Linked DNA regions of Homo sapiens: region 1 is linked to region 2. A link is an interaction called in ENCODE POLR2A ChIA-PET data of the cell type or tissue named here. Cell type or tissue: B cell. All regions are shown on one strand. Links, peaks and the distances in the headings refer to the core of each region. The heading gives the core; the rest is flanking DNA.

The links. Peaks named below come from ENCODE experiments on the same cell type or tissue, not always from the same donor. Only the 100,000 strongest peaks of a DNase experiment are listed, where the experiment ranks them.
Region 1: POLR2A ChIA-PET joins it to region 2 with 5 read pairs; 7 of 35 experiments call an interaction of 5 or more read pairs at or near these places.

The regions. Positions count from the first base shown.
Region 1 is chr9:37,101,253-37,104,170 of GRCh38, reverse strand. No RefSeq gene overlaps it. Among named protein-coding and RNA genes, the nearest start is that of ZCCHC7, 18 kb to the left of the region's middle. In B cell, for the core only: no CTCF peak of the experiment used is centred there; no DNase peak of the experiment used is centred there.
Region 2 is chr9:37,009,311-37,012,228 of GRCh38, reverse strand. All of the region lies in intron 3 of PAX5 (paired box 5), which reads left to right. Among named protein-coding and RNA genes, the nearest start is that of PAX5, 23 kb to the left of the region's middle. RefSeq lists an enhancer at 584-653. In B cell, for the core only: no CTCF peak of the experiment used is centred there; DNase peaks (open chromatin) are centred at 586, 1,031, 1,408 and 1,834; H3K4me3 peaks cover 1,918 bases; H3K27ac peaks cover 2,500 bases.

The DNA.
Region 1 (2,918 bases), core at 229-2,728, 92 kb before region 2:
GTGTGGTGGTACGTGCCTGTAGTCCCAGCTACTTGGGAGGCTGAGGCAGAAGAATCACACTTACAATTAAAGAAATATTTTCATATGGTAACAATATTTAAAATTCATCATTTCCTAATTGTGTTTTTTTGGGTTTTTGTTTGTTTGTTTTCTTATTTGTTTTTTAGCTCTGTTGCCCAGGCTGGAGTGCAGTGGCACAATCATAGCTCACTTTAAGTTCAAACTCCCAGGCTGAAGTGATCTTCCCACCTCAGCCTCCTGAGAGAGTAGAACTACAGGTGTGCACCACCAGGCCTGCTATTTTAAATTTTTTGTAGAGATGGGTTTCCCTATGTTGCCCAGGCAGTCTCGCACTCCTGGGCTCAAGCAATCCTCCTACCTCAGCCTCCCAAAGTGCTGGGATTACAGGCATCAACCAGCACACCCAGCTCTTAATTGTTGTACTATTGTCTTAGTTCTTAAGGCAATTTACCTCTAGTTGATCTGTATGGCGGAAACACGATATAATGGTGTGCTGCTGCACACCTCTTCCCAACATGATGTTCAATGCCATCATGGTGGTAATTGTGGAAACTCAAAACAGAGATAAGTAACCCCTAGATATGGTTGGCTTAGATTTGGGATTGTATGTATTGTTTAAAAATATATGCATTAACTTTTCTTTACACAACCACTCTTTCATTATGATTTGACATCTTCTCTCTTCCTTTGTCCCTCTTTTTTTTTTTTTTTTTTTGAGATAGAGTTTTTGCTCATTGCCCAGGCTGGAGTGCAATGGCACATTCTCAGCTCATCACAACCTCTGCCACCCAGGTTCAAGCGATTCTCCTGCCTTAGCCTCTTGAGTAGCAGGGATTACAGACACCCACCACCACGCCTGGCTAATTTTTTTTTTTTGTAATTTTTAGTGGAGACAGGGGTTTCACCATGTTGGCCAGGCTGGTCTCGAACTCCTGACATCAGGTGATCCACCCGCCTCGGCCTCCCAAAGTGCTGAGATTACAGGCGTGAGCCACCACACCCAGCCCTTTCCTTCCTTTTCTTATGCGTTCCCTCTCCCCTCCCACTTGTTAAGACCACTCTCCCTTTAGGAATTCACATTCCTGTTGATATCTCATCAAAGAAGCACATGAATAGCTGACATTATGTAATGCTTTCACATTGGGATTCCCAAGATATTACCCCACCCCAATTCAGAATAAGTTGTCAGAGCATAAAATTGGTATTTTTACATATTCTTAATGTACAGATGTCAGTCTGAAAACCATTGACTACTATTATGATTACATTCTTTGAATTATTTTCTTTGTATGCCAAGATTTCTTCTTGTAATTTCTTTTCTTTTGGGGGTTTCAAAGAGGGAAGACAAAACTTTAATAATCCAGTTTACTGATGCTGCCAAAACGAAAAAGTAAACATTTAAGTCTCTGACCACTTTTGGCAATGAAACTTCTGGCACAGGAGAAAAGATGTAACAAGAAAGACCAGATGCAAACTGGAAATACAATCAGTGGCCCACCGGATGGTGCCAGATTCCTCAGCCTGTTCCAGATCAAATATGCCTGCAGTTTACAAGTTTGTTACTCTGTATTAATCACATAAATGAATAGCCTAGGCTTATGGGAGGAACGGTGTGCCTAAAAAATAACATTGTGGAAAATACACAAGATAAGAACCAGAAGAGATTCAGAGACACCCTGATCCATCCTCTATGTATTCAGTGATGCAGGAGTGAGGGGGAGAATATATTCTAGATAAGGTCAAGGAAGGTCTCCCTGAGGAGATGACCTTAAGTGGAGACTTGGAGAAGGAGCTGGGCATGCAGAAAGCCAGAGGGTAGAACATTCCAGGCAGAAGGAATAACATGAACTAAGGGTCTGAGAAAATAACAATTCCTAACATTTATTTAACACTTACTATGGGCCTGGCACTATTCTAAACACATTACATATATTACCTCACATATTCTTTTTTTTTTTTTTTTCCAGAGACTGGGTCTCACTCTGTCACCCAGACTGGAGTGCAGTGGCATGATCATAGTTCACTGTAACCTCAAACTCCTGGGTTCAAGCGATCCTTTCGTCTTGGCCTCTCAAAGCACTGAGATTACATGTGTGAGCCACGGAGCCCAGCCTACCTCATGTGTTCTTCATAGCAGCTCTATGAGGCAGAGAATATCATTGTCTCCATTCTATAGGTGGGGAAATGAAGCACACCACAGTTAGGTAACCTCCCCAAGGCTGAATAGCTAGTAAGTGCGAGAGCTGGGATTCTAACCCAGCAGTACAATTCCAGAGTCCACATGCTTAACCATTTTGCCATGCTGACAAAGTTGGGGCTGAACCCCTAGTCTCCTGACTTTTACGTCAATGCCTATCCCAGTCAAATACATGTATATAGGTACTTATACACACTCCCAACTTTCCCTCTCAGGAGTCTATATAAACAAGGGACATCTGAAGGTGCCTTCTCTAATCAAGTTGCTAGAATTGAGATGCCCATGGGGAATCTGTGTTGGCACTCCACCCTGAGGGGCACGGTCACCCTGAAGACATAGGCTTCACGTCTCACGTGGAAATTTTCTAGGTGTATCCCCCAGTGCAGGCAGCCCTGGGAAAACTGGTTGAAGATGGTGGCAAGGACAGAATTGATGGCTCATTGACAGTCTATCTGGGGCCTGAGATGAAAGCCCAGGGCTATGGCAGATTCAGCTCAGTGATATGTGGTCAGAGTCCAGGCCATCCCAAGGAGGCAGGTCATGGACCATGGTTGTCATGGAAAACATCCAGAACAGGCCAGAGCTCCACAAGGAAGGACTTGAGCTAAATTGGCAAGTTGTTAAGAGCTCCAGGTTGCTTGAGACCCATACTGCCTCCTCTCTGCCTTTGACTTCATTCATTCATTTGTATGTTTAATTA
Region 2 (2,918 bases), core at 280-2,779:
AAGAGGGAGGACAAGTATTTTCTTCTGCATTTCAGATCCTCGCGGGCTGCCCGTTCTGCTGCCTGGCTGCCTGCCCTCTCTCATCCTTAGCCTTCTCCAGTGCTCTTCACTGGGGGCTCCTTTTTGGGAGTATTCTCTGGCTCCTTCCTGCTCTCTTCAGTGACAGCTCACTAAGTGTAGGACAATCTCATGCGGCTGCCTTCCTCACCCCTAAACCCCCAAAGCCAGAGCCATCCCAGCATACAGTTTTATTTTTCAGATGAAGGCAAAGCTCCCACTGCATTCAGATGAATGCAGCTTCTAAATGCCTGCCTTGCAAATGACACTGTGTAAGAGGGTCCACATCTCTCCCAGCCCTTGCCTCCCTTGGAGGCAACTTTTCACCCTTTCTGATTTCAAACAGCTGGGGAGGGAGTGATGGCTGGATTTGTGGCTATTCTTATAGCCACAGGGGCATCTCCACGGTTCACCCCTAGGAGTATGTGACTTCCTGTTACCTTCCAGGGGACCAGCCTAGGAAACCATGACTGACAAGGGGTTAAGCATCACTGAACTAGTTCTGTTAGGCTTGTGGGGGATTTCCTGGGACACAGATCACCTTGTTCATTTGACTTCTTATGGACAAACGTGCTGGGAGGCTGCACAACCTGCAGGGATCGCTGGATCCAGTCTGAGTGTCCATTGGAGGTGGCCATCCCAAAGCTGACCCAAACGGTGGGTTGAATGGGGTCTTCCTTCTTCTATTCCAGCACCGTGGCCAAGGGGTGGGGAGTACAAGTGGCACTCCCAGCTTAGAGGGGCAGCTCTATTTAGTACCAACTGGTTGGGTCATGTGAGAACGTGAGGCCAGTATTGTTGGGTGTTCTGATTTTTCAAGAGAAGCTAGAATTCAGATATTTATGAAAAATCTCCCAACTTAAAAATATTAGCAACTAAGTCAAATAAAAACAAATATACTGTGCAGGCTAACAAAACTTGTCCCGGGCTGGAGGTGGCCCTGGGGAAGATGTTTTGTTAGTTCTGCTCTTAATTCTAATTTTGGTAGCAGGCCTTCTGAGATTGTTTATCCATTTCCTCTTTCTTTTTTTTTTTTTTTTTTTGTTTTTTTGAGACAGGGTCTCACTCTGTCACCCAGGCTGGAGTGCAGAGGCACAATCATGGTTCACTGCAACCTTGATCTCCCAGGCTCGGGTGATCTTCCCACCTCAGCTTCCCAAGTAGCTAGGACTACAGGTGCCACCACCATGCCTGGCTAATTTTTTGCATTTTTTGTAGAGATAGGGTTTCATCGTGTTGCCCAGGGTGGTCTCGAACTCCTGGACTCAAGTGATCCACTCACATCGACCTCTATCTGTGTCCTCTTTCTTCTCCACAACAGTCACAGGCCTGGGTGCCACCTGTGGGGCCCCTTGCAGCTTGGCACAGTTGGACCCCTGGGTTTTGAATTCTCGGCATAGCTGATGGCCCAAGCTTCTTACTGCACTGATGGCAGTTTGATCAGTGCCATAGATGTGGGTGTTTCTTCAGCCTTATCTTCCTGTTTCCTTTTTCAAGGCACCATGATTTTCTCTTTCACTGTAATTTTGTGAGGACTGGTGGTGGGGCGGGGGGCGTGGGATGATGGTGAGAAGCCTAGCCTTTCAAAGAAGGAAGAGTGATGTTTCCATGGGATCCTTAAATGCCACAAAGTCCCTCAGAGTTTTAAACCTCAAATTCTAAGTGGGTTTGAAATCCAAATAGCTTTTATGCCTCACATAGGAAGTATTTAGCAGAGGGACCGCGCTTCCTTTGAATGTGGCTTAAAGTAAAGTGCTGGGGCATGGGGGCTGGGAGTCTGGGCTGACTCGCTGTGCAATTCTGGGCAAGTCATTTGAGCATCTTGGGTTTTAGTTTCCTTATTCATAGGAAGAGTTTGATGCTGAGCTCCTTTCTCTGTTGGAACGTCTAGTGTGCTCTGCAGTACGGCAGCCAGGGTCCTGCTCACGCTCAGCAGGTAAGGGACGGGCAATTTGGTGTGACTGCCAACTCAGCCCAACTGTCCCTGGCTTAGAAAAGGTCCTGAGTGTGTTCTTATTGGATGAGTCTTGACAGCCTGTCATATTTAAAATTTAAAATTTGTTTAGAGTTGTTATGATTCAATTACAGTCTTGTTCTTCCCACTACAGTTTCTTCTCAGTGTAAGCTGATGCTCTTTGTTTTTACTTGGTGACTGCTAAAGGCAGATGAGCAAAATCTCTCACCCCTGGGGGCAGCTTCAGAGGCTTGCCTATAACTCTGAGATCCCCCTTTATAAAGGACAACCCTGATGCATTCTTAAAACAGTGTGAGAGTGGCTACCTTCCCCTCCCCAGCTTCCAAGGGGGCCACTTGTGCTTTATTATTATTATTATTTTTAATTTTTATGGGTGCATAGTAGGCATATATATATATATTTATGAGTACATGAGATATTTTGGTACAGGTATGCAATGAGTAATAACCCACCATGAAAAATGGGGTATGCATCCCCTCAAACATTTATTCTTTGTGTTACAAACAACCCAATTACACTCTTTTAGTTATTTTTAAATGTACAGTTAAATTATTACTAACTATAGTATCCTCATTGTGCTATCAAATACTAGGTCTTATTCATTCTTTCTATTTTTTTGCACCCATTGAGCATCTTTACTCCCCCACCGCCCTCGCCTTGTGCTTTTTAAAGCAAATGTGAAAAATATGAATATTTTAAGACGGAAGCTAGTCATTAATCTTTACAAAGACACCACTGAAAATAACATCTTACATTTAAGGAGCACCTAGTATGTAGCTACCACTGTTTTAAGTAATTCATTAATTTAATCCTAATAGTAATCCTATGAGATAGAAATGATTCTTAGTCCCATTTGCAGATGAAGAGACTGAGGCATAGAGAGGTT